Regions from separate parts of the Homo sapiens genome. Here region 2 is linked to region 1. The links are chromatin loops, found by intact Hi-C in ENCODE. Cell type or tissue: endothelial cell of umbilical vein. All regions are shown on one strand. Each heading gives the region's core, and the rest is flanking DNA. Links, peaks and the distances in the headings are about the cores only.

The links. Hi-C counts contacts between places; a loop is a spot of excess contacts. Peaks named below come from ENCODE experiments on the same cell type or tissue, not always from the same donor. Only the 100,000 strongest peaks of a DNase experiment are listed, where the experiment ranks them.
Region 2: a loop joins it to region 1, with 5 times the contacts of the local background. A loop is called at or near these places in 1 of 110 quality-filtered maps.

The regions. Positions count from the first base shown.
Region 1 is chr3:87,261,220-87,278,015 of GRCh38, reverse strand. POU1F1 (POU class 1 homeobox 1) reads left to right here and starts at 1,432. Exons shown (of 6, transcript NM_000306.4): 1 at 1,432-1,695; 2 at 4,598-4,669; 3 at 13,504-13,728; 4 at 15,781-15,945; 5 at 16,683-16,743. The coding sequence starts at 1,554. RefSeq lists a silencer at 4,915-4,964. In endothelial cell of umbilical vein, for the core only: no CTCF peak of the experiment used is centred there; a DNase peak (open chromatin) is centred at 6,465; H3K27ac peaks cover 1,099 bases.
Region 2 is chr3:87,387,633-87,404,428 of GRCh38, reverse strand. No RefSeq gene overlaps it. Among named protein-coding and RNA genes, the nearest start is that of POU1F1, 120 kb to the right of the region's middle. In endothelial cell of umbilical vein, for the core only: no CTCF peak of the experiment used is centred there; a DNase peak (open chromatin) is centred at 7,068; H3K27ac peaks cover 1,602 bases.

The DNA.
Region 1 (16,796 bases), core at 3,221-11,220:
TGTATATGTGAAGTCTGAAAATGATCAGAATTCTGCAAGGGTATAATAATGCTTTTGATTACTTGAAACTTTCTCTCATTAGAAAAGACTAATAAAGCTTCAAAGATATAGAATTCAGAATGAAAAAATATGTCATTTTTAGAATAAATATTTTCATTCCATATCTAATGATTTAGGCAAGCTTTTACATATTTTCCTTCAAAATATCAGCTGCTTACTGACAAAGTGTTCAAGTTTTTGAAAATGTCTTATCAATATTAACATGAAATTTGATACAAAGCAACCAATTCCAAATTATCTTAAAACATTCCGTAGTACAAAATTAGTGTCTACTCACATCAATAATATCTATTCCTGTTCGCTTACTTCTATTTGCTATATTACCTTAATATACAATACATAAATAGTATTTTATTTACTCATTACATACTCATAAATCATGATCATTGTAAAGTTTTGATGCTGTTATTTATCTTTGAAATAGTTGGCTGTAGCATATTATTTTTTTCATTCTCATATAAAGTCAATATATTTTGTGTGAGAAGTTTGCATCTAGTTAGCAACTACCATGGTTATCTCAGGCTTTGTGGCACAGAGTCTAGCTTAGTGAGAATGGCAAGGTACATAACTCACATAGATGTTGTGAGATTTGCATGACGTAACTGTATAAATACCTAGAATACTGTCAGCATCTAGTAACAGCTTACTAAATATTGGGTTCTTGAGTGAATTGAAATCGAGGTAAAGATAACAATTACCCATATCTTAGTTGTATTTAACTTTGGTGCAGTAGTGGTTGCGGTTCTTGCCATTAATGCAATCACTTTTGCACCAACCTATCATTACTACATTTTATCCAATTTTTTTCCATTTTTCACTTATAATATAGTAAAACTTATATTGGTTGTCATCGTTTTTAAAAGCTGTGCATTTTTGAGTATGAATCATTAATTGACAACATATTTTCTCATGTTTAGTATTATATGCTTCTCTCATAATCTTAAATATTGTTTCTTAAAATTATGTATAATACTATGCACTTCTTTTGTTTCATGTTTTATCGCAGATTTAATGAGAAGTTGTTTAAAAAAATCTCATATTTATACATTTGCAATTGTGTTAGTAGCAAAAAGATACCTACTATTTTTCAATTGATTGTGGCATTATTTTTTTGAGGGACGTGTTTTCAAAATTGTTGATTCCTCTCTAAAAGGTCTGAACTACTGAAGTTGTCAAATAAGGTTTCAGATTTCTCCCTTCCCCTCCATCTATACCCCAGAATCAGCTTCCTTCTCTGCCATGGATTATGTTTGGGGTAAAAAAGGAAGACGGTTCAGATTGATAAAGCAATACTCCTGGGAAAAGACTATTAACATGTATAAAGGGATTTCCTTGCAGTATAAATACTAGCGCGCACCCTCCTGGTGCCTCAGAGCCTTCCTGATGTATATATGCAGGTAGTGAGAATTGAATCGGCCCTTTGAGACAGTAATATAATAAAACTCTGATTTGGGGAGCAGCGGTTCTCCTTATTTTTCTACTCTCTTGTGGGAATGAGTTGCCAAGCTTTTACTTCGGCTGATACCTTTATACCTCTGAATTCTGACGCCTCTGCAACTCTGCCTCTGATAATGCATCACAGTGCTGCCGAGTGTCTACCAGTCTCCAACCATGCCACCAATGTGATGTCTACAGGTACTGACTCCTATGACAGTTTACATATGACCGGGCCTAAATATTTCAGAATGAATGCTTTGAATCTTGATAGTTAATAATCTCTTTGCATCTTTCATTTTACCCCTCCAATTTAATTTGTCTTAAGTGAAGTAAGCATTAAGCATATCTAAAAAGCCAACATGCCAAATAAATTTTAAAGAAATATTAGTAAGTGTAGTAATTTAAAATCACTGTTGGCTTTGTTGTAAGGAAGAAAATCTGTTTTCTACATAAGAAAAGAATGAACTTGGACATTTTAAATCTAAAAACCTTTTTAATGGAAATATTTATAGAATAAGGAGCAAATGAAATGAATATTATAAAATAACAATATTTAAAAGGTGCTACTTCTTTATCTTAAAGGTTTATTCGGTTGTTAAATTACATTTACTATCTAAAAACAGCTATAAACCTTATATTAAACACAACAGAACAATCTGAATATCAACAACAATGGATTTCATAGAATAAAATAGAGTTTTAATTAACATATTTTAGCATAAGATACAGAAATTATAGCAAGAAATAACATGACATTTAAAGCCCATTAACTAAGGTAAATTTTCTCAAAATTGCATTCTGAAGAGACTTACTTCACTTCTAAGTTTTAACATTTATCTCACATAACTTTTTAGAACAAAAATTAAACCTAAGAATTCACAGGCTCAACACAATCAGCCAAATACATATGTTTTGCCAGTGTGTTCATTCTTTATGCAGTAACAAAGTGTTTTAGAGTTGATTTACAAATGGAGAAAGACTTGAATTGGGTAAATTTCTTCCATTGAATAGCAATATAATATTCACTTTCCACTTGTTTTAAATGCAATTTTTCTCATATTTAGGAATGAAATTATATACATTTAGAAATCAAAGTTTGAGTTGATACATTATTCTGATTTGAAGGATTTAAGCTCTATCTTTTGTTATTATTAAGCATTTTCTAAATACATGCGTAAGTTTGGCACCAATCTTCTGGTGGATTTTAAAGAATCTAGAGGTCAGATATTTAGACTTTGGTAAAATCATTTAATGTAGAGATTTTTCAATATTACCTTTTAAATTAAATTTCAGGAATCCGCCAAAGATTTCTGTAATTTAATTTAAAGGGTAATACAGGAAGTATCCTCCAACATAATTTTTGGAAGACACAATAGTTTTTATCAAAAATATATGCTATAAATAAATCTAAGCAATTACCACATAGCTAATCACATATTTTAAATAGTAGGTCATCCTATAGATTGAGAATAATGAGAATAATACACTATTTCTGTGTTTGAAGATAATTTGGCCAGCATGAAAATACAATTCAGAATCGAGGTAATAATCTAGTAAAATCTAATTTTATACTCAAAATGCCATTTATTTACTTTAAAATAAGTAACAATTTATTTAGTAAATTAGCCTATCCTGTATTTAACTTCCTAAAATCTGAAAAGCAAAAATTATTTAAGCCTTAAAATTAAAAAAGAATTATAATTAATAAAAGTGACCTACAAATGTTTTAAATGATAATAGCATTGATTTATAATTTTTTAATGAAATTTGAATCATATACATCTAATTGTCTAAGGAACTATTATAGAAACACTGACTTTAATGGGAACACTTGAGTATTAAATATGTTTAATGATAATTTGCTTAATTTTGGAATGCACAGTAATGCATTATATGTAATCATTATATTGCAAAATGACTTTAGTTCTTTTGAGCTATTAATTATAAAATAAAAATGTATACAGATTTTTAAAAATTAAAGATTTTTCTCTATTTTAAAATAATTTATTTTACTTTATGAAGAAAGGCATGTCTTTAATCACTAGTTTGTATATTGGTATTCTCAAAGGATTCTAACCATACTTTATAATATCTCATTTATTCAAGAAAATTAATTTATGAAAATTAACCAATATATTCAGAATATGAAGGAAAAAATTGAGAAAATAAAATATATAAGGAAATATTGGTTTTATTGTCAATATTTTGTGCTCCCTATCAACTTGATGATTTGTGTTTAAAACTTGATAAAAGTCTAATAATTCCAGTTTACTTCCAAAATACACATTGATTTCCTGAAGCATATAACCATTTATGAACGGTTATGTTTATGTACGGCTTTATGGCTTTATGGATATTAAGTCACTCAATGAATGAACTCATTTTTTGACCAGCTTTATCATTAGAATGGTTGTATCAATTGTGTATATGCAGACAACTAACAACCTCATGGTTTCAACATCAAAATAAATAGATCATATATTGTTACAGGTTTTTAATAGCACTCTGAATGCAGTGAGATTTTTATGATTGTATCTAATAAAAGGCTACTTGCTCTGCCATTTCCACTTTGATGAAACAAATTTGTTAGACAAATAAGCAAAAATACGCTGTTCAAGAGTGAATTTCTGTATTCATTCATACAGACTGCTTTATAATACCATGCAACACAAGAATTTTAAAGGACTATTCTTCTAGTCGGCGAGTTGCAATGTCTGCATTGAACAGAACCAACAAGCATTCTGCAACTCCCAAAGGGCCAAGGTCTAAATTGGTCAGTCACCCCTTCACGGGGCACTCGTAGCCATAGCACAGAGCACAGGATAATTAATGAAGTCCGTTTTGATGATTTATTATCTCGTTACATGAGACAAACTTTGATCCCCCCTAGTTTTAACCTACTCGTCAGAGAACTTACCCAAAATGAGAAAAACATATTGGCATGTAACTTTAAGAACCACATAAATGTGTATTTTTGAAATAAAACGAATGTGTCTTGAATCCTTATACATTTTCTTACCAGTCCCATCTATTTTGTCTTTGATCCAAACTCCTAAATGTTTGTGCACACATTTCTCGGTGACAACGTTGGGAAACACAGCAACAGGACTTCATTATTCTGTTCCTTCCTGTCATTATGGAAACCAGCCATCAACCTATGGAGTGATGGCAGGTAAGAAAAGTTGTCTTTTACATGTTATTGAATTTGGGGACACTTAGATGGATTTTCTGGGCCTGAAAGAATTGTGATCAGAGTGTGACATGAAATTTGATTTCTTAACTTTGAAAATTACTGTTAAAAATCACCACTTCTTGTTTCCTGCTCTGTGACACCCACAGAGACCATAGGGGTTATACCTAATTTCCCTACTTACGTATCTCTGAACTGCTGTGCTTCTTGAGTTTGCTTTGTATGGTTTTTATTGAAATTCACTATCGTCAAACTGTTAGTTGTAACATGATGCTATTGGTAGGCTTACCTTCACTAAAAATATAGTAGCTACTAGACACGTGTGGCTATTTAAATTTAAATGTAAACTAGGTAAAATAAAACAAGATTTCAAATTCAGTTTCTCAGTTGCACTTGCTACATTTCAAGTGCTCTATAACCACATGTGGCTAGCGACTCCCATATCAGACAGCACAGGTTTACAGAACACCCCCCCTCATCATTATATTTCTTCTGGACCTTTGGTCCATAAACATAAATAAGACATTGATTGAAGCTAAGAGTGATTGGTAGGGGCTTTAGTGATAGCTGTTTCAGGCTTTAGCAGCCCTTTCTGAATTGCTTCTGAGTGAGTCTTAAGTGAGATTGAAATCATTGAAGTTACATACTTTTCTCCTATAGGTAAGTGAAGTATGACTGTATCAATTATGGCTACCTGCTTATTGATCCTTCTATAAAGGCATTGAAGCACAGTTTTTGAGGAATGCGTAGATCTGGCTTATGAGATCTATTCATCAAAAATTCTTGTTTAATTTCATGGCATGGCCACATAAGATTTTAATTGTTTTTAAAAAGTACACAGTTTTATTATGCGCAGGATTTTCATTTGTTGGTTTATTTTTAAGATAGCTTTAGGAGATATACCTAACGCTAAATGACAAGTTAATGGGTGCAGCGCACCAGCATGGCGCATGTATACATATGTAACTAACCTGCACATTGTACACATGTACCCTAAAACTTAAAGTATAATAATAATAAAAGAAAAGAAAAGAAATTCTTTGATATTTTATCTTTATTACTACAGCAGGAAAAGAATTCTTATTGATGACAAACTGTGTGAGTAAATGTGTGTGTGCGTGTGCATGGTGTGTGTGTATGTGTGTGATACTGAGGGAAAAACTGTGGATAAAGGAATCACTTATTAGGGAAATCTTTTCTAATTGACTTGTGTTTTGTTATGATACAGATAAGCAGTAAAAAAAAAAAACCGCAGACAAATATTGATTTATTCCTATAATTTTCAAGTAAAATGGAGCAAATAGTTTAATTTTAATTAAATTGTTTAACCTTTGATATCTCAAAATTTGTCCATGTAAGACTAAATAGAACATTAAAACTTTAAAATAATAATCCAGAAAAATATGAGCTTCTCCTACATTCTATCAAGCAACATTCTGAATAAACCAGTATCCTAACATTTATGGTTAAATGAAGACTGGTGTTCTTAACAATGACCTGTAAATCCTGACGTCTTTTTTTAAAAATTAAGAATTAAAGCCATATTTTTTCTTCCTCTCTGAAAATTGATTATTTATGATCAACATGCTTAATTAGTATTCATGGTTAATGAGAATAGCCCTCCTCAATGATGAACTACTGTCATTATAAAATAGTAAAATAAATGCGTTTAGCTACTGGAGGTGCGGGTGGATTGCTTTCTGTGGCCTTTACAGCATTTTGATTATGAGACAGGAAATGACAAACACATGCCACTGTTTCCTGGAGGAAAGACCTTACAGTTCATTTAGAGGAACTCCCAGGAACCAAGGTACATTGTTAGTTTCTCTCTTAACCCAGCACAGAGGCAGTCCCTGCCAGTTGATTGAGGTTGGCACCAAGATTAAAACCAGTCACAGAGCAGGGGCCAATAATCTCTGGCCCAAATACCTTCAGATAATTTTTGCTACCAACTCCCACCCTGCCTAATCAGAGAGGGCCACCACTGGCCTCGGGAGTTTGCAGCTGGCCTCAGAATTCTAACACCCTTACTGCTTCCAGGACTGGAGCCAATATGCCAATGTTCACATTGAGAGTGTTGGCAGCTCATGTCTTTCTGATACAAGTTTCCTCCAGCATGAACTCAGCAAACCCTCTTCCACGAACCTCTTCCTCATTTCAATTAAAATGTAAAGACCCCTGGAAGAGCCTTTCAAAATGATTCAAAACCCTGTCTTAGTGACATCAAGAGCAGAAGACTTACACCAAGGTCTGGAGCTATCACTGTGGTCTTAAGATTAAATATATTCTGTGACTGAAAGAAAAACTCACCATCACAAGCACAAAGATATTTGAATATTTTTGAGAGGGATTGTTAAATCCCTCTCAAAAATTTTGTTAAAATGTGATATGCTTTAAATGTCAGAATGTCTATATTGGGACATAATTCAGTATTAGCATTTGCTTCATGAGAGATTAGATCTTAGAGAATCTGAACTCTCCTGACTTTATCCCCAGTAAAGCTGCATAAATTGAGTTACAAAATACAGCAATTCAGAAATAAGAGAGAAAAGGTAAATAAGAGACAAATGTATAAAGTACACAATAGAAACCTTATTATGTCATCTGAATTTTCTGAGAAGTCTTAAGTCATTAATCAAATCAGCCCCTTGCACACAATCCACAGAAGTGTCTTAACAACAACAACGACACGGTGTCACATACTCTATATAAAAGTGAAGCTACAGGAAGAACTATATTTCTAAAATATGTGAAATTACTTTATTTTCATATGGTTATTTCATTACTCATACTCTGATGCTTACATTTAGTTTGAGCATTTCATTAAATTAATAACTCACAGGAAAAGAAGAGCTATAACTAATATTTTGTCAGGTTGGTAGGTAGAATTTTAATGATCAGATGAATCCACTGTACGTAATAGTCCAGGTGCAGGCAAAATAAAGAGAATGACTAATTGGGAGTAATGAATTATCCATGCCATTAACTAATTACTAACATTGTTCAAGTGATTAACACCTCTGAGTTCCAATCTCTTCATATCTACGTTGTGGTGGGTACTACAACTCTACTGGGGTTGAGTAGTAGCAAATTTGTGTCAGCTCAAAATGATTTCTCTTTTGCCCTTCTCTTCACGTACTCTTGCAGCTAAATTCCTTCTGTCCTTTCACTCCTGAGAACTTAGAGAATTCAAATCAACACCTTACAGTACAAATAATAGAAAACCTAGAATTACAGATGCTGTTCAAAGTCTCTCCTAGATAAACACAAAACAAAACAAAGTATCAAAAAAAAAGTTCTCAAAACTCTGACTCTTGGGTTTCTGAGATTGTTTCTGTTCTCCAGTATCTGAAGCAGAGTACAATTCAGGAAACAAGCTCAATGGGGGTTCACCCTTTCTGCTGTCCTGTGGAAACAGCAAATCAACCTCACTGTAATAAATGTTAAACCCACCATCTTTACATGATGTAGTGGCCAAACCAAGAAGTAGTGTGAAAGTCCTTGCTTTAAAAGTTAATTTCAAGGGGAAAACAAAACAAAACAAAACAAACAAACTTGTTTAAGTCCCAAACTCTTGGGACTTAAACAAGATGATGAGCATCCAATTCTTTTTCATGAGAAGTGGATATTAAAAGAAAAGATTGTTATGGCTGAAAATATTCTTGCTGCCTGGGCTAATACAGAAGAAAACGGAAATCAGCCTGGCAACTGACAGGGAGAAATAGTCTAGTCTATTTTTGGAACCCATCTTTTCATTTTTTGAAATTTGAAATTTTTTTTTCTTAATTTACTTCTTTTGTTTAGTTCTTTGTTTTATTTGGCCCTAAATTGTTCTGGTTGTAACAACTCTAAGGAAACAAGTAATTCTGAAGATCTTTTGCTTCCACATCGTGAAAGGTCTTTTGGTAGCAGTAACATGATGTATTTTCACTTCCAGACTAGGGGTTGGCAACCCTTTTCTGTAAAGAACCAGACAGTAAATATCTCAACCTTTCTAGTTTTTGTTGCAACTATTCAACCTGTCATTGTAGTAGGAAAGCAGTCACAGCCTGTGTGTAAAGAAATAGGCATTTCAAATTAAACTTAATTTACAAACACAGGCAATAGGCCCCAGTTGTACACGGATAGGATTTACCAATGCACAAGAGTGAAAAGATCACAGTGGAAGTTTATAATTTCCTTTGAATTTTTATGCCTAAGCAACAGAGGGGAATATATGGAAATATTCAGATACATGTTCCTGTGCATGTTACAAGCACAGCAGGGTGGCGTATTTTACTATGTCCCTCTGCTTCCCCTGTTTGTTTTTTTAAGGCATCAAGCCAGTAACGTGAGATGATGTTGTCAGCTAACCACATGCTGCAAAGATCAATTTGCCCCATGCTATGGTACATTGAGTCAGCGCCTAGTAAGGCATCCCTATCTCTGACCCCCATTGCCTGCTTTAAAAGATTTACCTCTGTTCTTCTCTCTCCTCTGTCACACAGAAATGCATACATAGCAATTTAGAAAGGCTCTGGTGAATTAATCTTCAATGTGAAAATGTATTTGGAACTACAGTGTGCAAACACTTCTGAGCTATGTGTGTGTGTGCTGTCCAGGCCTCAAGATAATTTTTCTTTATCCATGTTTCAGAAAATGTTGATGAGACCTCTGTCACACATGACTCACAACATCTTTTATCTTATTCCTACTTTTTGCAGTAATCTGGGTTTTAAAAAGATTTGAAAAACATATTGCTATACATATCATCCCAATCACTCTCCACACTCCCCCAAATGCAGGCTCAGATGCTAGAAACAGAGGTTCGTTTGGCTGTTCTTTTAAATTGTTGTGATGAAATTCTGTGTGAAGTTAGTTCCAGGAAATCTGTGACCTTGCAGATAATTGTAGATACTTTCATGCAATGAAAAATGAAAGTGAACCAGGTGCAGTGGCTCACAACTGTAATCCCAGCACTTTAGGAGGCCGAGGCAGGCAGATCACCTGAGGTCAGGAGTCCGAGAATAGCCTGGCCAATGTGGTGAAACCCTGTCTCTAAATAAAAAATTATAAATAAAAAATAAATTAAAAAATATAAAAATTAGCCGGGTGTGGTGGCAGGCACCTGTAGTCCCAGCTACTAGGGAGGCTGAGGCAGGAGAATTGCTTGAAGCTAGGAGGCATAGGTTTCAGTGAGCCGAGAGCACTCCAGCCTAGGGAACAAGAGCGAGACGCTGTGTCAAAAAAAAAAAAAAAAAAAAAGGGAAAGGGAAAAAAATAAAAAATGTATCACACATCACATTTTCCTTCTTGTTCTGGATGCCAAACCTTGGAGCATGGTATTTTCTGTGTACTTTTCATGGATTCCATTCAAATTTGTTTTCTGCGTGTCCACTTTCCCAGAGTACTTACAATGTATAAACTACCTTTCAATTTTTGTGGCTGGGTTCTGTGGCTTATACCTATAATTCTAGCACTACAGGAAGCTGTGGCTGGAGGATTGCTTGAAGCCAGGAGTTTTGAGACCAGCCTGGGCAACATAGTGAGATCCCGTCTGTGCAAAAAATTTAAAAAAGTAGATGAGCATGGCGGTGCATGCCTGTAGATTCTACTTAGGATGCTGAGGTGGGAGGATGGCTTGAGGCCAGAAATTTGAGATTGCAATGAGCTAAGATTTTACCACTGCACTCCAGTCTAGGAGACAGAGTGTGACCCCATCTCTAAAAATAAAGAATAAATAAGCAAACAAACAAATAAACAATTTTACGGAAACAGGGATGACACACTTTATATATATTTTATTGTAATATTTTTGTGGAACAGTGTTTGTTTAATATAGCCAAAGGTGTTTAAATGCAGAGAAAACCTTTTAAAGAGAAGTTATTTAATTTGCCTGAGTATAGACTGCCTGGAGAATGAACCGGGCAATGATTTTGATGTGGCTTACTGCAATGCTTATTAGACTTTAGTTCTGGTTTAAACTGCAAAGTTAATTCGTTGGGCACTGGAGGCAAGTTATTTACTTTCTTTCTACTTAAATTTCCTCCATTGTAAATTATGGGGAAAAATATATATCTTTCCTGACTCATTTTTTGTATAAGGATAAAGATGATAACAAATGTGAAATTAACACGACACAAAGTGTTGCATAGAAGATTTGTAGCAGTACATAATTATGATCAGCAAGAGAAATTGAAAATAATAATAATAATTGATAACAAATTTAGACCTTTTAGTATGCGTAAGTAAAAAACACACAAATTTTTTATATAAAATAAACATAATTTGACATAGGTTAAATGAGTTATCTAAAGTGTCTTAAAATATGTTAAATGTACAAAATCTAACAGTAGCCTGGCTTTTCTTTGTACTCTTTCTCAGGGTATTTTATCATTAAATGTATTAAGTGATACCTGATGGACCTAAATAATCAAAGAAGTGAAGGTTTTATAAATATATGTGAGAATCAATTCTGAAAGCATAAGCACAAAACAAGTCTTCAGATAAATATGAGATTAAATAAATGATAACATAAATGTCATCAATTTTCTTTTACATCTATTAGTCCTTCTTTTAATTTAGCAGAAAATTAAAATTAATAAAAAGCTAAAAATAAACCCCACGGCAATAAATATTTTCAAGAAAAGCTATATAATAAAAGAAAAGTTGGTAAAATTGCTTTTAAAAATGTTCTCTTGTCTGATCAAGATGCCACACAATAAAGCATAAAATGGATAGTTAACTGACTTTTACAAAAGTAAACCTGGATAATTTTGGTTTGTAAAAGTAGCAGGAATTTTTTAAAGACAAAAATAATTTCTTTCACATCTTTTCCCAGCTTTAGAGCAGATAAATTTATGTTATGCTAATTTGTTTAATCTCTCATTTGTATGTTTACTTTGTTTTAGAAAAAATAATATACCCTATTAGATATAATTACATATTTATAATTACATATTTTTATATAAATTTATAATTATATATTTATAATTACACATTTATAATTATATATTTATAATTACATATTTTATATAAATAATACATTAAATTAAATTTATATAAAATTTAATACATTAAATTAAATTTATATAAAATATAAATTTTATATAAATAAATTAAATTAAATAAATAACTACATATTTATGATTACATATTTTTATATAAAAAATATAAACCAACAATTTGCTGAGTTACGGTATTCTTTGCTCATTATATATTGATATATTAATGTAAGATTTCTGTATTCTGGAAAATATATTATTACTCATGTCTTTGATTTGAGAATGTATGTGTGGAGAAATTATAGGTAGCATGAACTCTTGATGCATTTTTTTCCAGTAAGTTTCTAAGAATAATTATTGCATGTATTCCATAGTAATTTATTTTAAAATATTTATATTTATAAGAAAATGATTAATTACTCAATATTTTTATATAAAAATGTCTTGCTTATACAATCATCCTTCTATGTGGCACATTGGTTCCAGGACCCCCAAGGATACCAAAATCTTTCGATGCTCAAGTCCCTGGTATAAAATGGTGTAGTATTTGCATATAACCTAGGCACATCTTCTACCTTAAATCATCTCCAGATTACTTATAATATCTAAATCAATGTAAATGCTATGTAAATAATTGTTATACTGTATTGGGTTTTTTATTTGTATCATTTTTATTCTTGTGTTGTTATTTTTTACTTTATTTTTTAAGTGTATTTAATTCATGGTTGCATCAATCCATGAATGCAGAACCCATGGATATGGAAGGCACACTAGACATGTCATTTAATATAAATTGAAGTAGAATCTTTGTCGATAAAAATTGTAATGTATTGATAAAGAAAACAAGAAACAAAATGTGTTGGAATTTGGCTTATATACTGTCCTCTCACCTATACTTCCCAACTGAGATAGACTCTTCCAATGAAAAAGGAAATCTGGAAGCAATTGTGTAATAATTTCAGACCTTTTTACATTTTTTGTGATTTAACATATCCACTCAGTAGAGTCAATGCTTTACCATTTATCGGTAATCACTTATCATATATAAAGTTGCAAACTTTCTTGCTTCTTATATTTGCTTTTCCTTAAATAATAATCAAGAAATTATTCTATTATATTGTATATTTTTCAAGAAATCTTGTTAGTGACTTTTTAATAGAACTTTTAAGGTTACCTTTTGTTAATATTTAATCACTCCTCAAGCCTATTTAGCCATATTAATATACTTTATATTCTCATCATTCTCTTTCTGCCTACCTTCATTTAATTAAAAAAGATGTGATTATTTCTTAATAAAATCAAGTTTTTACTGATTAAATAGTGGGGCGTTTTTATATTGTGAAATCAATTTCCCAATCACAAGAAAACTTCTCAGCATAGCACTTAGCCGAAGCATTTAGTGCCATGATCACAACAAACATCACCCATTATTTATTCAATGAATTAAGAAAACAGAGTTCAATGCATAGACTCTGGTTAGAGTTCAACCTCAGATTCCCAGGAATAGGTGTCATTTAAGAGAAAAACATGATAGAAAATGTATGCTTCTGAGAGAAGTTGTTTGTTTCTATTTTAGTTATTTGCAGTCCCCTGCTTCTTTCCTTTAACCCTATCTTTGGTTTTGCTGCTCTGGAGAAGGTAGAAGACAAATAATCTCAATTCTACTAAGCTACTTTGACTCCTTCTTCGGAAGACTGAATGTAAGGTAACCTTGTAAGTACTGAGACAGGCTAGAGCAGAATAATGGGCTAAGTCAGGCAAAACCCTTTCTTATATAGAAATAAGGAGAATGACAAATGGTCTTTTTCATTTTATTTCTTTGTTTACTCACAGGTAGTTTAACCCCTTGTCTTTATAAATTTCCTGACCACACCTTGAGTCATGGATTTCCTCCTATACACCAGCCTCTTCTGGCAGAGGACCCCACAGCTGCTGATTTCAAGCAGGAACTCAGGCGGAAAAGTAAATTGGTGGAAGAGCCAATAGACATGGATTCTCCAGAAATCAGAGAACTTGAAAAGTTTGCCAATGAATTTAAAGTGAGACGAATTAAATTAGGTATGTGCTTGTTAAAGGCAACAGGAAAAAGAACTTGGTTTGCAAATCTTTATTGCTGTTAAATCTCTTATATATTGCTAAAAAGTACAAGATGATTCTCATTCTTCATCTCTACTGTGGACGTAGTTAGTCGTTATGGAAATCCTCCAAAAACATTTGTTTCCTTATAATTTCTTAAGAGCCTAAATACATAATTTTTAAATTAATAATACTCTTTCAAAACTTACCTCAACATTAGTTTTGAAGTGCCCATTTTTATCTATATTTTATTTGAAATTTTGAATAGGCCATACATTTATATGATTCAAAAGTACAAAAGAGTATAAGTGACATGTATCCCTTCTGCTTGCTTTTTCTGTATATCGTTGTTAGTTCCTTGTGTATCTTTCCAATGATATCTCATGGATATATAAGTAAATATATATGGAAATATATGTATTGTGCCAAACATATGTATTATTTGAAGTTTTCAGTAGTAATTTTTCTAGAGCTCCTTTTCCTTTGTGGGGCTGTCAAGTTCCACTTTATGAATATACTGCAATTTATTTGACCAGTCCTCTACTGATGAAATTTAGGTGGTTTCTGATCTTTGGCTGATAAAAACGATACCACGATGATTAACCCTATAAATGTTATTTTGCACTCATATAAATATATGCGCAGCAAAAATGTTAGAAGCACAATTGCTTGATCAAAAGTATGTGTACTGGTAATTTTGATAGATGTTATCAAACTGGTCTCTAGAGAAGTTGTACCAAATTTTACTACTACCATGAGAATCTTTTTCACCATCCTCAGGCTATATAAACTCCAAAACGGCATGAGTTTTTAAAATCTATTTCTTTTTATTTTCTCCTTAATGATATCTCCAGCATCTAGAAGAGTATAACTATAACACAAAATAAATAAATGGTGGTTGAAAGAAAAAATATGCTGTTAATCTTTTAGATCTTTGCAAATCAGACAGGTCAAAGTGACATCTCACTGTTTTTTCATTTAAAATTTCTTTTATTATGAGTGTAAAGTATATTATTTAATATGCTTGACAATCATTTATATTTCCTTTTCTGTGAACTATCTGTTCAGAGCCTTTGCTCATTTTCTACTGAAGTGTTTTTAAAATAAAACAACTATAACAATTGACTTTGGTTAAATTGCATAAAATTGTGTATTTTTTTAATGGATTGAAATAATAGTTCAAACCTCTGCACTTGCAGAATGAACAATAGATAATGTAATAAGAATATTTATTGATGGGCATCATATGCAACCATTTTATACATATAGGTATATAGCCTTAGGTCCTGAAATAATATGTAGCTATTACATGTGATAAGCACAGTAGTAGGAATCTTTGTGAAATTCATTTTCAGTTTTCTATCTATATTACTGTGAATGTTTCAAATTATATGTTATTTCAGCTGTACTCTAAAAATGTTTGCGACAAACAATAAGGATCATTAGTCTGAAGACAGAGGCATTATCAAAAACTATAAAATGGGCTCAGAAGTATACATGAAATGTGTAATCATAGCCTCTTAATAAATATGGTTTTAGGGAAAGTGACATAATTCTTAGTTTTATTTAGTACCCTTCAACAATATCATTGAATCTTTTAGAGTTGAAATAAGAATGTTATGATATATAACCGTATATTTTATGCATTATAGTTAATATATTAAAATTTTTTGAGCATATATTATTTGATAACTAACAATAATGATAAAAAAGCCATAATTTTCAAGTGCCTTATGAAGTGTTTAGGACACACCTAAACACTGGTTAAATATTATGAATGGCAGATGTTTCTATCTGAATTCTTTCAGTGACTAGATAAAAGTAATTTATTAACTAGAAGAAATATGTTTTGAAGTATTGCACAAGTACTTCAAAGTATAATGAATCTTACTAAATAATTCTGATTTGCCAAGAATATATAGTTAAAAAATAGTGTGTAATAGTTGACAAAGATACACAGATTTGTGTGACAATGAACCAAAATTAACATTTCCTGGAAAGTTGGAGCTGATGGTCTTTATTGTCCCTTCACAGGATACACCCAGACAAATGTTGGGGAGGCCCTGGCAGCTGTGCATGGCTCTGAATTCAGTCAAACAACAATCTGCCGATTTGAAAATCTGCAGCTCAGCTTTAAAAATGCATGCAAACTGAAAGCAATATTATCCAAATGGCTGGAGGAAGCTGAGCAAGTAGGAGGTACTAAATTGTGTCTCTGAAGGCTGTGCTGTGTTTTAACCTAAAAATAATGGCTTCAATAAGTAGGATTAATGCTAAAGCAGGAGGTTTGAGGGGTTTTTTTCCGCCTTTTCTCTTTGAGATGAAAAATAAACATTTTGTTATATCACACTAAAACAAACAACAAAAAAGGAAGGGCAATGTAAGTGTGGAAATAAATTTATTGAGGATAGAATAACCTATATAAGGAAAGCTTGTTGGCATCAGCATGAAGGGGTAAAATACTTATTTTTTTACACATCCATTTTTTTCCTCTCTTTTATACTAGAGAAATTATATATGAATCACATTTGTATCCTAATATTAGTGTACACAAAACATTTGCACACACCAGTCTTCCAAGAAAATAATATAAGCAATTGCTAGATATGCAACTTAATGAGCTAAAATTATCTACTCATACAAATGTCAGAGCCTGATAAAGAGTGAGGTTTGAGAGTATTTACAGCAAGCATTCCAACAAAAGTAAAGTGAGGATATTATTTGTAGAAAGTGTCTTTGCAAGGTTAATATTTATTTCTGCGTTGAGATTTTTCTCTAAGGTCTGTAATAGAAAAAGACTGCAAAAATTTAAGACAAAAATGTCTAGCATTTTTATTTTGCATTGTTTTATGAAGAAAATTTGAAATCCAAATCAGATCGTTTTTTATAAAAAGTCTACTTTGTGTTTGTAATTATCTCTCTTTTCCACATTATAGCTTTGTACAATGAAAAAGTGGGAGCAAATGAAAGGAAAAGAAAACGAAGAACAACTATAAGGTATTCTTTATATTAAAAGTTACTAGAGGACAAAACTGGTATTTTATAAATGG
Region 2 (16,796 bases), core at 3,328-11,327, 130 kb before region 1:
TCTTTGTTAGTCTTGCTAGTGGTCTATCAATTTTGTTGATCTTTTCAAAAAACCAGCTCCTGGATTCATTGATTTTTTGATAAGCTTTTTGTGTCTCTATTTCCTTTAGTTCTGCTCTGATCTTAGTTATTTCTTGCCTTCTGCTAGCTTTGGAATGTGTTTGCTCTTGCTTTTCTAGTTCTTTTAATTGTGATGTTAGGGTGTCAATTTTGGATCTTTCCTGCTTTCTCTTGTGGGCATTTAGTGCTATAAATTTCCCTCTACACACTGCTTTAAAGGTGTCCCAGAGATTCTGGTATGTTGTATCTTTGTTCTTGTTGGTTTCAAAGAACATCTTTATTTCTGCCTTCATTTCATTATGTATCCAGTAGTCATTCAGGAGCAGGTTGTTCAGTTTCCACGTAGTTGAGCTGTTTTGAGTGAGTTTCTTAATCCTGAGTTCTAGTTTGATTGCACTGTGGTCTGAGAGACAGTTTGTTATAATTTCTGTTCTTTTACATTTGCTGAGGAGTGTTTTAGTTCCAACTATGTGGTCAATTTTGGAATAAGTGTGGTGTAGTGCTGAGAAGAATGTATATTCTGTTGATTTGGGGTGGAGAGTTCTGTAGATGTTTATTAGGTCCGCTTGGTGCAGAGCTGAGTTCAATTCCTGGATATCCTTGGTAACTTTCTGTCTCGTTGATCTATCTAATGTTGACAATGGGGTGTTAAAGTCTCCCATTATTATTGTGTGGGAGTCTAAGTCTCTTTCTAGGTCTCTGAGGACTTGCTTTATGAATCTGGGTGCTCCTGTATTGGGTGCATATATATTTAGGATAGTTAGCTCTTCTTGTTGAATTGATCCCTTTACCATTATTTAATGGCTTTGTTTGTCTCTTTTGATCTTTGTTGGTTTAAAGTCTGTTTTATCAGAGACTAGGATTGCAACCCCTGCCTTTTTTTGTTTTCCATTTGCTTGGTAGATCTTCCTCCATCCCTTTATTTTGAGCCTATGTGTGTGTCTGCACATGGGATGGGTTTCCTGAACACAGCACACTGATGGCTCTTGACTCTTTATCCAATTTGCCAGTCTGTGTCTTTTAATTGGAGCATTTAGCCCATTTACATTTAAGGTTAATATTGTTATGTGTGAATCTGATCCTGTCATTATGATGTTAGCTGGTTATTTTGCCCGTTAGTTGATGCAGTTTCTTCCTAGCCTCGATGGTCTTTACAATTTGGCATGTTTTTGCAGTGGCTGGTACCAGTTGTTCCTTTCCATGTTTAGTGCTTCCTTCAGGAGCTCTTGTAGGGCAGGCCTGGTGGTGACAAAATCTCTCAGCATTTGCTTGTCTGTAAAGGATTTTATTTCTCCTTCACTTCTGAAGTTTAATTTGGCTGGATATGAAATTCTGGGTTGAAAATTCTTTTCTTTAAGAATGTTGAATAATGGCCCCTACTCTCTTCTGACTTGTAGAGTTTCTGCCGAGAGATCCACTGTTAGTCTGATTGGCTTCCCTCAGTGGGTAAACAGACCTTTCTCTCTGGCTGCCCTTAACTTTTTTCCTTCATGCCTTTGTAGCCGATTCGATCAACTGGAAGAAAGTGTATCAGTGATGGAAGATCAAATGGATGAAATGAAGCGAGAAGGGAAGTTTAGCGAAAAAAGATAAAAAGAAATGAACAAAGCCTCCAGGAAATATAGGACTATGTGAAAAGACCAAATCTACTTCTGATTGGTGTACCTGAAAGTGACGAGGAGAATGGAACCAAGTTGGAAAACACTCTGCAGGATATTATACAGGAGAACTTCCCCAATCTAGCAAGGCAGGCCAACATTAAAATTCAGGAAATACAGAGAACGCCACAAAGATACTCCTTGAGAAGAACAACTCCAAGACACATAATTGTCTGATTGTCGTTTTTCTGTGTGGTCAGTGGTAATATCCCTCTTATCATTTCTGATTGTGTTTATTTGAATATTCTCTCTTTCCTTCCTTATTAATCTAGCTAGTGGTCCATCTATTTTACTATTTTTTTTTCCAAAAAACCAGCTCCTGGATTCATTGATCTTTTGAATGATTTTTCGTGTCTCTATCTCCTTCAGTTCTGCTTTAATTTTGGTTATTTCTTGTCTTCTGCTAACTTTGAGGTTGATCTGTTCTTGCTTGTCTAATTCTTTCAGATGTGATGTTAGATTGTTAATTTGAGATCTTTCTAACTTTTTGATGTGAGCTTTTAGTGTTGTAAATTTTCTTCTTACCACTGCCTTAGCTGTGTCCCAGAGATTCTGGTACATTTTATCTTTGTTCTCATTAGTTTTAAAGAACTCCTTGATTTCTGCCTTAATTTCATTATTTACCCAAGAGTCATTCAGGAGCAGGTTATTTTATTTCCATGTAATTTTATGGCTATGAGTGAATTTCTTAGTCTGGATTTCTAATTTGATTGTGCTGTGGTCCAAGAGACTGTTATGATTTCACTTGCTGAGGAGTGTTTTACTTCTGATTGTGTGATTGATTTTAGAGTGAGTGCCATATGGCAATGAGAAGAATTTATATTCTGTTGTTTCTGGTGGAAAGTTCTGTAGATATCTATCTGGCCCATCTGATCCATTGCTGAGTTTAGCTCTTGAATATCTTTGTTAACTTTCTTATTTGATGATCTGTCCAATATTGTCAGAAGGGTATTACAGTTTCCCACTATTATTGTGTCTCTTTGAAGTTCTGTAAGAACTTTCTTTATTAATCATGTTGCTCCTGTGTTTGGTGCATATATATTTAGGATATTTCAGATCTTCTTGTTGAATTGAACCCTTTATGCTGTGTTTGGTGCATATGTACTTAGGATATTTCAGACCTTCTTGTTGAATTGAACCAAATATTTGGCTTAAATACTTAGCTAATTATTCTCCAAGCTTTAATTTTCTTAGCTAATATCCTAATACTCTTCTTTGCCTTTTTGTTAATCTTCATTGGTTTAGTGTCTGTTTTGTCAGAAACTAGAATTGCGATCCTTGCTTTTTTGTGTTTTACATTTGCTTGGTGGATTTCCCTGTATCCCTTTATTTTGAGCCTATGTGTGTCATTGCATGTAAGATGGGTCTTTTGAAGACAGCATACGAATGTGTCTTGTTTCTTTAGCCAGTTTGCCACTCTGTGTTTTTTAACTGGGGTATTTATCCCATTTATATTTAAGTTTAGTTTTGGTATGTGTGGATTCGATCCTGTCATCATGATGATAACTGGTTATTTTGCAGATTTGTTTATGTGGTTGATTTATCGTATCACTGGTCTGTGTACATCAGTGTGTTTTTATAGTGCCTGGTAACAGTCTTTTATTTCCATATTTAGTGCTTCCTTCAGGAACTCTTGTAAGGCAGGTCTGTAGCAAATTCCCTTAGCGTTTGCTTGTCCGAAAAGGACATTATTTTTGCTTATGAAGCTTAGTTTGGGCACATATGAAATTCTGGGTTGGAATTTCTTTTCTTTAAGAATATTGAATACTGGCCCTCAATGTCTTCTGGCTTGTAAGGTTTCCACTGAAAGGTCCTCAACTTTGTATTCTATTGATTGAAGATTGGCTCAAATATTTAGCTAATTATTCTCCAAGCTTTAATTTTCTTGTAAAACCACACACAGTTTTAGTTTTAAATACAATAGTACTTAAGCCAGGTGTGGGAGCTGACTCCTGTAATCTTAGCACTTTGGGAGGCCGAGGCAGGCAGATCGCTTGAGGTTAGGAGTTCAAGGCCAGCCTGGCCAACATAGCAAAAACCCATCTCTACTAAAAAAAAATACAAAAATTAGCTAGTTATGGTGGTGTGCGCCTGTAGTCCCAGCTACTTGGGAGGCTGCGGCAGGAGAATTGCTTGAATCTGGGAGGCAGAGGCTGCAATGAGCCAAGAGGGCACCACTGCACTCCAGCCTGGGTGACAGAGTGAGACTCTGTCTCCAAAACAAAACAAAACAAAAATAAATAAATACAATAAAAATAAATACAATAGTACCTTATCAATAAGGAATGCTGAGATATTCTACGTAAGTGACATTTTCCAAATACCTGAGGCATATGCACTGTAGTGTCCACATTTTTTTTGTATTTTATCTGTGTTGAATTAAAATGTTTATAAAACATTTTATGCTCTTTGTTGCATCCTCAGAATGAGAATACTAAACGCATTTTCTTGATGATTTTGCATGATTATTTAAGCATCCAAAGGTTGCATTGTGTGGATTAGTAATTCTGTTCTGCTTTTTAATTTTACTCTCTATTCTGTTTGTCAGGTTGCCATTTGTCACTTTTGAAGTAATTGTTGTTAATTGTACACAGGACTACTTCTTTCCTCTTCTGTTTGCTAATAATTTACTTTGGAATGAATAAACAGATGCAAAATCTTATTACAGTTGTACCTAAGTATTGCAGTGATTGAGAAGAACTTAAGAAGTAAATATCAGGCCAGGTGCAGTGGCTCATGCCTGTAATCCCAGCACTTTGGGAGGCCAAGGCAGGTGGATCACTTGAGGCCAGAATTTTGAGACCAGCCTGGCCAACATGGTGAAACCCCATCTATACTAAAAATACAAAAATTAGCCAGGCATGGTGACAGATGCCTATAGTCCCAGTTACTTGGGAGGTTGAGGCAGGAGAATCACTTGAACCTGGGAGGTGGAGGTTGCAGTGAGCTGAGATCAGGCCACTGCACTCCAGCCTGGGCAACAGAGAGAAACTCTGTCAAAAAAAAAAAAAAAAAAAAAAAAAAAAAAAAAAAAAAAAAAAAAAAAGTAAATATCATAAGCTATTTGTACACCAAATCTATAGTACACTATGATTGTAAAATACTTTTTCAATTGACTACAGCCCACGTCTGATGCATTTTCCTCTGTTCTTGCCCCAACAACTTTAGAAGTAAGATGTTAACAATAGTTAACAATATAAATAATTTCACTACGTCAAGTTACTGACTTGATAATATTGTGACTTTAGCAAATAGAAAGTATCCCTTAAATCTATTTAATACAATAATAATATTGGTTTTAAAGCACAGTTGTGAAGAATGTAGTTACACATTATATAATAAAACACCAGAAACATAAATATAGTTTCCTTTTTTATGTTCAGTCAATTATTTCAAGCAGCATCTTTTATTTGCTATTAAGCCAAATAGTAGACTGGGATTTTTCTCATTCAGACAATAAGATTGATTCACTCACTAAACTATTATGACATCATATGTTTCTTTTAACTTGAAAATACTTCATGTAACTATTTAGAATGTTCTAAAACTTTTGCAGATTAAAAAAAATAGCGAAAAGAAAATGTGTGAATAGGAAACATTGAATAGATGATCATCTCATTAGTATGCAAATAATTCATTATTGTAGATGTAGATGTTTAATGTCTTTCACCAAATAATGACTTCTGTATGGAGGACTGGGGCTTCACGGGAAGAGTGAGGAAGTTAGTCGGCTTTCTCAGATACTCCAAAGTGAGCACCACAACTTTAAAACTAGCTCCTTTATATTTAAAACACTGTCCTATGGCTGAAAACTGGAGAGTCAAAGACATAGCAAAGAATGGCTTCATATCAATTAACTCTGGTGTTAAGTCCAGAGTATGACTAAATTTGAGGAACTGTGTTTATTTTCAGTGGCTCCTCTTCTCTCTAGTTACCCTGGCCTCCACCAGAAAATCCAGAAAAATCCTCAGACTGATTTAATGATCTTAATATCTCCACTGCTGAGTCCCACGTGGCCTGGTCTAATCTTCTGCAGACACTTCAGAGCTAGAGGTGTTTCCTTTTATCCTCTCCTTCACTCTTAACCTACTCGTAGCTCATCATCTTTGTTAAGGATATTAAAATGAAGAAACATGAGGTAATACATGAATTTCCTGAAATAATATTTAATTCTATGTGTGTGTGTGTTGTCTCTGTGAATGTGTCCATAATTCTAAGAAATTGTTGATACTCTTTATCAGATTTTCAAAGAAAACCATAATCACAAAATGATTGAGCAATACCTCTTAGGTCACAGCTGACTATCGTGTGAATACAGAAAACAACAAACAGACATTTAACAAGGGCCTTGCAGATGAAATCTCTTAATTGTGAAATATCTAATAAGCCGTAAATGTGCAGATGCTCTTCCCATTTGAGTACATTTACTACTTATCCATTGCTTTGATTCAACTAATGTAAAATACATAAAACCCATTACAAATGATAGAGTGCAATGCTAAACAAGGTATGGTGAAATTATGTTTTTTCCTGGAGGCAAATTCTTTTTTGAATGGGAATTTGGCAATGCACTTAAAGGGATTAAAACAAAGTTTATACCATTTGAACCCTTTGACTTCTGGAAATGTCCTCTAAAGAAAAACTCATACATAAAATAAAAAAAACCTATTTACAAGAATATGTTCATTTAGGCATTATTTATCACAGAAAAAATAGAAATAAATATACAATAAAAGGGAAGTGTTTAATAATAAAGAAATGTGATCAGTATAAGATAAAATATATTACAATAATAATTATGAGAACTTCATAGTAACATGAAGATTTTAAGATAAATGTGAGAATTTATTAAGTTAATCTTATCATTCTCTTCTGTTAGCCTCTCATTGCTAATACAAGCATCTCAGCCCCAACCTATGGTCTTTGAATCCTCCATGCATTTTTTACTATTCCATGGTGGTGGCAGTTTGGACCCCCAAACCTGGACTTAAAAGTGTACTTTATTCGAGCTAATTCTAAATGACTAGCTTTATTACTTGTCCGATTTTCTTAATATTGTCTGGATTTTTTTTAGATAAGACCAGATATGCTTCACACTGAAAACACAAATAAAGGTAACAGTCTTACATACACAGCCTCAACAAATTTTAATTTGCTAATACCAAGAATAACAAAGACAACCGTAAACTAATACATAAACCAGTACATTTTACCAATAGCATCAATGCCAAAAACCTTAAAAAAGCATCACCCCTGAAGAATGCATAAGGAATTTCTTAAAGTTATCTTAATGACTTGTTCTTCCTGAGAAATAAGGAAAGGCAAACAAAGTTTCATTCTTACGGACTGAAAGCACCACAATGAGAAAAACATTGCTGATCTGAAAGCAAAGATGGTTTGGATTCTGGTTACTAAACATTGTCTCACAAGCAAGATAAATAGGTGAGCAAATAATAATTAGAATCTGACTTCTAATCAATGTGTATAAAGAATAAATGAAGCAGAAAAATATAATGTGAAGTATTTGCTCTAACAACCTTGAGGAGATGGACCAAGGTGCTACAGACTGGTTTCTGGAAGTGCAATGGAATGAGGGAAGAGGCAGGATGAAGAACTGATAAGCAGGGGATCTCTACTAAATGGGATCTCCTCACCTAGCTTACCCTTTTAGCATCTATGGACTAGCCCAGATACACAGAAATAAAAATGTCTTAGAGGCAACACTTTTTTTTTTTGAGATGTCATCTTGTTCTGTCTCCCAGGCTGGAGTGCAGTGGCATGATCATGGCTACTGCAGCCTAGAACTCCTGAGATCAAGTGATCCTCCTACCTCAGCCTCCCAAGAAGCTGGGACTATAAGTACACGATCACACACCCAGCTAATTGAAAAATAACAGTTTTGTAGATATGGGGTCTCACTATGTTGCCCAGGCTGGTGTCAAACTCCTAGGCTCAAGGGATTCTCCTGTCTAGGCCTCCCACAGTGCTGGGATTACAGGTGTGAGCCACCATGCCTGGCCAGGGGTAACACTTAAACTGCACTTATCACCAACCACTCCCTCTTTACAGAGAATATCTGGTACTCGAGACTTATGTCTAGGGGTAGACTCTTGGCACCATTAAATATTCCTCTTTCTGTCTGATAAACATATCTTTTTACTTTTTAAGGAGTGACTTTTAAAAAATGTTCAAACAAGCGGGAATGCTAAGAAATGATTGAGTTAAGTAGTTTCTTGTGTCCTTAATTCCTCTAGCTATTGATAAATGTGAATTTTATGTCTATAATAGCTTTTCCTTAGCCTTATCATCCCCCAGCTAAATTACAATTTTTCTTCTCCAATAAGTCCAGGTTAGCCATACATAAGAACAGCTACTACACAGAAAGCATTTATCACTCTCAGAGCTGAGGTGAACAGTTGAATCCTATTCAAGGTTTTCTAGTGTGTATGTGTGTGTGTGTGTGTGTCTTTATTGAGCCCCTGAACTTCCTGCCTCTAGATATTTTGTTATATGTGAAAAATAACCTCTACTGGGTGAATTCACTTAAACACCTTTTTTGTTGCTTGCATTCAAATATAGCACTATCAGATTAATAAACTCTATTCTTACAACATGTTAAAAGAAAAAAAGCTTTCCCATTTTCAGGCCTTACATTGGAAAAATGTACCATTTGAGATAACTCCAAGCCTGCCATGACCCCCTCTGCAGGAGGTCCACCAATGAGGAAATGGCATTTTCCTAAGCCAAACATTTTAAGTTAGCAATACATATATATGTAAACATATACTACTTTATGTGTTTATGTAGAACAATTATGTGTTATACAGCATATAACATGTTATATATAACATAATATATTATATGAAATGTATATACACAAAATAAATATGTTAAGAAAACATTGAGATTGTGGCAATAGCTGTAGACTAAGAGAACTCAAGGTCACCACCCTCAGCATCATAACTACGTGAAAACCTGAGGGAGCACACAGAAAAATGGTATTTTCTGCTCACAATTGCAGATAATCACAGAGCCTGTAAAATGGTGCAGGGCAGCAAGATAATCTGGATGCAATCAATTTAGTTTTAGTATAGAAGGCATTGCTTAGAATTCTCCTCAGGGGAGAGAAAAAGATGCATATAAGTTAAAACTGTTTTCTTGGAGAAGATACACTTTTGAAATGACAATTCTATAGCAGTGCTTTTGAACACCACAGGCTGGAGAAGATTGTACTTGGAATTAAAATTTAAAAATAAAATCAAAAGGGACACAATTCAGATTCCTTTCATGTTTATTCATACTAAATTCTGAAGTCTTAAAAATATTACAAGGATTTTTGAAATGATTTTTTTTTCTATTTTCCAAAGTAAAGATAGTTAAAACTCCCCATTAGAATATGAAGGGTCTTGATCATGAAATCCTTGCCTAAACCAATGACTAGAAGGGTTTTTCCAAAGTTATCTTCTAGAATTTTGATAGTTTCAGGTCTTAGATTTAAGTCCTTAATCCATCTTGAGTTGATTTTTGTATAAGGTGAGAGATGAGGATCCAATTTTATTCTCCTGCTTGTGGCTAGCCAATTATCCCAGCACCATTTGTTGAAAAGAGTGTCCTTTCCCCCATTTTACGTTTTTGTTTGCTTTGTCAAAGCTCAGTTGGCTGTAAGTACTTGGGTTTATTTCTGGGTTCTCTATTCTGTTCTGTTGGTCTATGTGCATATTTTTATACCAGTGCCATGCTGTTTTGGTGACTATGGCCTTATAGTATAGTTTGAAATCAGGTAATGTGATGCCTCCAGATTTGCTCTTTTTGCTTAGTCTTGCTTTCATTATGCAGGCTCATTTTTGGTTCCATATTAATTTTAGGATTGTTTTTTCCAATTCTCTGAAGAATGATGATGGTATTTTGATGGGAATTGCATTGAATTTGTAGATTGCTTTTGGCAGTATGGTCATTTTCACAATATTAATTCTACCCATCCATGAGCATGGGATGTGTTTCCATTTGTTTGTGTCATCTATGATTTCTTTCAGTTCAGCAGTGTTTTGTAGTTTTTCTTGTAGCGGTCTTTCCCCTCCCTGATTAGGTATATTCATAAGTATTTTTTTTTGCAGCTATTGTAAAAAGGGTTGAGTTCTTGATTTGATTCTCAGTTTGGTCACCATTGGTGTATAGAAGAGCTACTGATTTGTGTACATTAATTTTGTATCTAGAAATTTTGCTGAATTCTTTTATCAGTTCTAGGAGCTTTCTGGAGCAGTCTTTAGGGTTTTTAGGTAAACAATCATATCATCAGCAAACAGCAACAGTTTGACTTCCACTTTTCTGATCTGGACGCCCTTTATTTCTTTCTCTTGTCTGATTACTCTGGCTAGGACTTCAACTACTATGTTGAAGAGGAGTGGTGAGAGTAGGCATCCTTGCCTTGTTCCAGTTTCCAGAGGGAATGCTCTCAACTATTCCCCATTCAATATTATGTTGGCTCTGGTTTAATCATAAAGCAATGCTGGATTTTGTTGAATGCTTTTTCTGCATCTATTTAGACGATCATGAGATTTTTGTTTTTGATTCTGTTTATGTGGTGTATCACATTTATTGACTTGTGTATGTTAAACCATCTCTCCATCCCTGGTCTGAAACCCACTTGTACATAGTGGATTACGTTTTTGATATGCTGTTGGATTCACTTAGCTAGTATTTTGTTAAAGATTTTAGCATCTGTATTCATCAGGGTTATTTATCTGTAGTTTTCTTTTTTAGTTATGTCCTTTCCTGATTTTCATATTAGAGTGATACTGACTACATAGAATAATTTAGAGAGGGTTCCCTCCTTTTCTGTCTTATGGGATAGTGTCAATAGGATTGGTATAAATTCTTCTTTGAATGTCTGGTAGAATTCTTCTGTGAATCTGTCTGGTCTCAGACTTTTTTTTTTTTGGTAATTTTTATTACGATTTCAATCTTGCTGCTTGTGTTTGGTCTGTTCAGAGTATCTAACTCTTCCTGATTTAATCTAGGAAGGTTGTATCTTTCCAGGAATGTATCTATCTCTCTAGGTTTTCTAGTTTATGTGCATAAAGGTGTTCATAATAGCCTTGAATGATCTTTTCTATTTCTGTGGTGTCAGTTGTAATATCTCCCATTTCATTTCTAATTGAGCTTCTTTGGATTTTCTCTCTTCTTTGCTTGGTTAGTCTTACTAGTGGTCTATCAATTTTATTTATCTTTTCAAGAAACCAGCTTTTTGTTTCATTTATCTTTTGAATTTTTTTGTTGTCATTTTAATTTCATTTAATACTGCTCTGATGTTGGTTATTTTCTTCTGCTAGGTTTGGGTTTGGCTTGTTCATGTTTCTCTAGTTACTTGAAGTGTGACCTTAGTTTGTCTGTTTGTGCTCTTTCAGACTTTTTGATGTAGGCATTTAGGGATATGAACTTTCCTCTTGATACCACCTTTGCTATATCCCAGAGATTTTGATAGGTTTTGTCACTATTGTTCAGTTCGAATAATTTTTTAATTTCCATCGTGATTTCATTTTTGATCCAATGATCATTCAGGAGAAGATTATTTAATTTGCATGTATTTGCATGGTTTGAAGTTTCCTTTTGGAGTTGATGTACAGTTTTATTCCACTGTGGTCTGAGAGAGTGCTTGACATAATTTGACTTTTCTTGAATTTATTGAGGCCCATTTTGTGGCCTATCATATGGTGTATCTTGGAGGAAGTTCCATGTGCTGTTGAATAGAATGTATATTCTGCTGTTTTTGGGTAGAATGTTCTGTAAATATCTGTTAGGTCCTTTTGTTCCAGGGATACTTTAAAGAACAAATTCTTTCTTTGTTACTTTCTGTCTTGATGACCTGTCTAGTGCTGTCAGTGCAGTACTGAAGGCCCCCACTCTTACTGTGTTGCTTTCTGTCTCATTTCTTAGATCTATTAGTAATTGTTTTATTAATTTGGGAGCTGTAGTGTTACATGCATATATATTTAGGTCTGTGATATTTTCCTGTTGGACAAGGCCTTTTGTCATTATATAATGTCCCTCTTTGTCTTTTTTAACTGCTGTTGCTTTAAAGTTTGTTTTGTCTGATGTAAGAATAGCTACCCCTGCTCCTTTTGGTGTCTATTTGCATGGAATATCTTTTTCCATCCCTTTACCTTAAGTTTATGTGAGTCTTTATGTGTTAGGTGTGTCTTTGAAGGCAGAAGATAGTGGTTGGTAGATTCTTATCCATTCTGCAATTCTGTATCTTTTAAGTGGAGCATTTAGGCCGTTTACAATCAATGTTATTATTGAGATGTGAGGTACCATTCCATTCATCATGCTATTTGTTGCCTGTATACCTTGGTTTTTTGTTTTCAAATTGCATTTTTGTTTGATAGGTCCTATGAGATTTATGCTTTAAAAACTTTCTGTTTTGATGTGTTTCCAGGATTTGTTTCAAGATTTAGAGCTCCTTTTAGCAGTTCTTGTAGTGCTGGCTTGGTAGCGGCAAGTTCTCTCAGCATTTGTTTGTCTGAAAAATACTGTATTCTTTCCTTCACTTGTGATGCTTAATTTTGCTGGCTGCAAAATTCTTGGCTGGTAATTTTTTTGTTTGAGGAGGCTGAAGATAAGGCCCCAATCCCTTCTAGCTTGTAGGGTTTCTGCTGAGAAATCCGCTGTTAAACTGATAGGTTTTGCTTTATAGTTTACCTGGTGCTTTTGCCTCATAGCTCTCAAGATTCTTTCCTTCATCTTAACTTTAGATAACTTGATGACAATGTGCCTAGGTGAAGATCTTTTTGTGATAAATTTCCAAGGTGTTCTTTGAGCTTCTTGTATTTGGATGTCTAGTTCTCTAACACAGCTGGGAAAGTTTTCTTCAATTATTCCTCCAAATATATTTTAGAATATTTAGAGATCTCTTCTTTTTCAGGAACACCAATTATTCTTCGGTTTGGTTGCTAAACATAATCCCAGACTTCTTGGACACTTTGTTTATATTTTCTTATTCTTCTTTGTCTTCATTGGATTTGGTTAATTTGAAGACCTTATCGTCAAGCTCTGAATTTCTTTCTTCTACTTGTTCTAGTCTATTGCTGACACTTTCCAGAGCATTTTGCATTGCTAAAAGTGTGTCCATTTATTCCTGAGGTTTTGTTTTTCATTAATGCTATCTATTTCGTTTAATATTTCTCCCTTCACTTCTTGTATCATTTTTTTTTTTTTTTGGATTTCCCTACATTGGGCTTCACCTTTCTCTGGTGCCTTCCTGATTAGTTTAATAAGTAACCTCCTGAATTCTTTTTCAGGTATATCAGGGATTTCTTCTTGGTTTGGGTCCATTGCTAGTGAGCTAGTGTTACTTTTGGGGGTGTTAAAGAACCTTGCTTTGTCATATTACCAGAGTTGTTTTTCTGGTTACTTTTCATTTGGGTAGGCTCTGTCAGAGGGAAGGTCTAGGGCTGAAGTCTATTGTTCAAAGTCTTTTGTCCCACAAGTGTTCCCTTGATGTAGTACTCTCCCCCTTTTCCTATGGATGTGGTTTCCTGAGAGCCAAGCTGTAGTGATTGTTATCTCTCTTCTGGATCTAGCCACTCTCTGAGCTGGTACTGGGGGTTGTCTGCACAGAGTCCTGTGATGTGAACCGCCTGTGGGTCTCTCAGCCATGGATACCAACACCTGTTCTGGTACAGGTGGCAGGGGGATAAAATGGACTCTGTGAAGGTTCTTAGCTTTGGTGGTTTAATGCACTATTTTTGTGCTGGTTGGCCCCCTGCCAGGAGTTGGTGCTTTCCAGAGAGCATCAACTGTAGTATGCGGAGGAACAGGTGGTGTGCAGGACTCTAGAACTCCCAAGCGTATATGCCCTTTGTCTTCAGTTATCAGGGTGGGTAGAGAAAGACCACTGGGTAAGGCCTGGGCTAGGTATGTCTGAGCTCAGATTCTCCTTTGGTGGGTCTTGCTGCGGCTGCTGTGAGAGATGAGGATGAGGTTCCCAGGTTAATGGAGTTATGTTCCTAGGACGATTATGGCTGTCTCTAACTGTGTCATTCAGGGTTGTCAGGGAAGTGAGGGAAAGCCGGCAGTCACAGGCCTCACCCTACTCCCATGCAATTCAAAGGGCCAGTGTCACTCCCACCATGCCCCTACAACAGCACCAGACTGTTTCCAGGCAGTGGGCAAGCAGGGCTGAGAATTTGCCCCAGGCTACCCGCCTCCCAGTTGCAAAAGCAAGTATAGCTTTCCTTCTTTCCCAGCCTTTGGAATCTGCACACCAGACTCATGCCCTCCCCCAAGTTCTGGTCAGGAGACTTCTCGATCAGTTCAAATTGTTACAAAGTTCAGCTGGAGATTTCCTTTTCCTTCTGGCCTTTTCCCAGTGCCTCTGGCTGCCTTCCCAAAGGACCCCTGTGAAGCCAGGCAGAAATGGTTAAATCCCCAAAGATGTCCAGGGACAAATTTCTACCCAGTAGATTAGAAAACTGACAAAAGAGGTATCTAATGAGAGCAAGAAATTCAGAGATGATTCCAGATAAGATAAATTGATATTTAGAGATATTTTTGTAGGGATTAGCAGTATTATTTCCAGTTATTTCTGAAGTCCGGCATTATTGCTACCTTTGGGCCCAGCGAGCATCCTTGTAATACATTCTTTGTTTTCTGAAAATGTTTCTAGTTTGTTTTTGCCGTTTACAATCAACAAAGTGCTCTCTAAGATATCTACCGTTGAGGAGATAAAAATCTAACCAAGAAGACAGAAATTCAATTGTGAACTAAACAATTTGGTTGCTAGTAAGCAATCATTTCATCAGCTTAGCCTGGGGGAGTTAGAAAAGGTTAGACAGAAAAAAGTAGGATTTACTAAATGTTCACAATTAAAGTTTCAGTCAATGAACTAATAACCAAAACAATTATAACATGTGGTCCTTTTACTTAAGGATCTAACAATTTCGTTGTTAGGAAACAGAAATATAATACAATAATTAGAACAAAACATACACTTATGATTACACATGTGATTCAGACTAAGAATTTAGAGAAGGAAGAGGTGGCTATGAGTTAGGATAGTTAGAGAAACCCCATGAAAATCGTGGTCACATATCACCTTGAAGGATGTTCAGAATCCAGTTTATGTATCCACAGCATTTCCTGGGTAATTGCTAATACACCAGAGATAGTCATAAATATTAGTGATATAACAATGAAGGCAAGAATAATAAACAAGACAAGAACCTTGCCCTTGAAAAGGTCTTAGTATACTGGCAAAGATAAGTCCGTAAAAAAATTCAAAAATTAGAAAATAAATGGGTCACATCTCTTGGATAAATCAAAAATGCTTTCCATCAGTATGCAAAGTAATCACAAACTTGCCTCTTTAAAGCAGATTTGAAATTTCTTTTTCTAGTCATAGCTTCTCTCACTTGGCTTTCTGCTATCATGTGAAACTGAAGATGGAAAAAATGGGTTTTCATAAGTCAAATGAATGGTCTATTTCTTTAAAATGTATAGAATTTTTAAAAAGGATTAGAATTAAGTATACTGTTTCTTAGCACATTCTTTTTCATGAATTGTGTAAATAATTTTTAAAAATGCAATATAGAGTATTGGAAATGCTTAAGCAAAGTGTTTAGGTACATATAAATATTTCAAGGCACCCAAGACTGTCTTAACTGAAGGAAAAGAATCTAGGATTTGAAATTAAAAGGCCTGTTGTCCAATTCCGACTTTTCACTTTCTGAATACCTTTAGGCAAATTAAATTCTCTGATGCTCAATGTCTTTATTTATACAATAGAAGTAATAATAGACCTCAAAGACTTGTGGGAATAGATGGAAGCTTGAAACCCAATATTGTTATCTACATATGCTATCCAATAAAAGTAAGGTCCTTTCCCTTTATCAAAAAAAAAATCTAAAATATTTAAAGCCCAAGTAATCTCTTTTAAGAAATTCATATTTCTAGATGAAATTTCTCCTCTGAGATCAGATATGTATCATACTGCCTTTTCCTCATTTCCACTGGCATATCTCAAGAGCCTCACATTCAAGATGTTGTTCATAGTCCTCCTCTACCTGTATAATGGACTGAATGTATTTACTCCCCCACATTCATACCTTGAAGCCCTAACCCTAATGTAATGGCATTCGAAGGTGGGGCCTTTGGGAGATAATTAGGTTTAGATGAGTTCATGAGGGTGGGGCCCCCAATGGGATTAGTGACTTTATAAGTAGAGGAAGAGAGACCAGATCTTTTTCTCTCTCTCCGCCATGTGATGACACAGCAAGGTGGCCGTCTGTAAAACAGGTAGGGAGTCTTCACCAGGACCCAGATCTGTTGTAGCAGCCTGAGCAGACTAAAATAACCTGCAACTTTATTTTCCTCCATTTTTTCCTATCTCAGTTTATGGAACCATCATCTTTGCATCCAAACCAAAGGCAAGGAAACTAGGAGACCTTTCAGGCACTTATCACATCTCAATACTCATGCCTTACCAATCTCAATGTGATGCCAATTTTCCCTGAAAATTCAAATTCCTTCCAAATTTCTCCAAGCCTATCTTCTAGTCCCGCCCCCATTCAGTTTAAGCTACCATCTCACCATTGGCATTCCTGCATTTACCCTGATTTTTACCTATTCTTCACACTATAGCCAGAGTAAACTTTATGTATGTGACAATCTCATTTAATGATTTCTCATTTTGGGGGGATGGGAGGGGGAGAGCTGCAATCCCACAATACCGAGCCTACAGGTAAAACTTACTGTCATGACCTGCACGTCTCTGAAGGGTTTGGCCCCTGCTGACCTTTCCAGCCAACCATGTTACCCTGCTCCTTCTTATGACTTTGCTCCAGCTAAGCTGCCCTTTATCTACTCTTCACACCTCACATACTTCCACCAGGTACAGGTCCTTAGCATATGCTGGCTTTCCTACTTAAATTACATTCACCCACCATTGACTTAACTTCTCATTCCTCAAATCTCATTCTAGTGTCACTTCTTTGGAAAAGCCTCATCTAAATTTCCTAACCAGATGAAATTCTCCTGTTACAGGGTCTTATGCAGGCATATATCTCTCTTTTATAGGATTTTT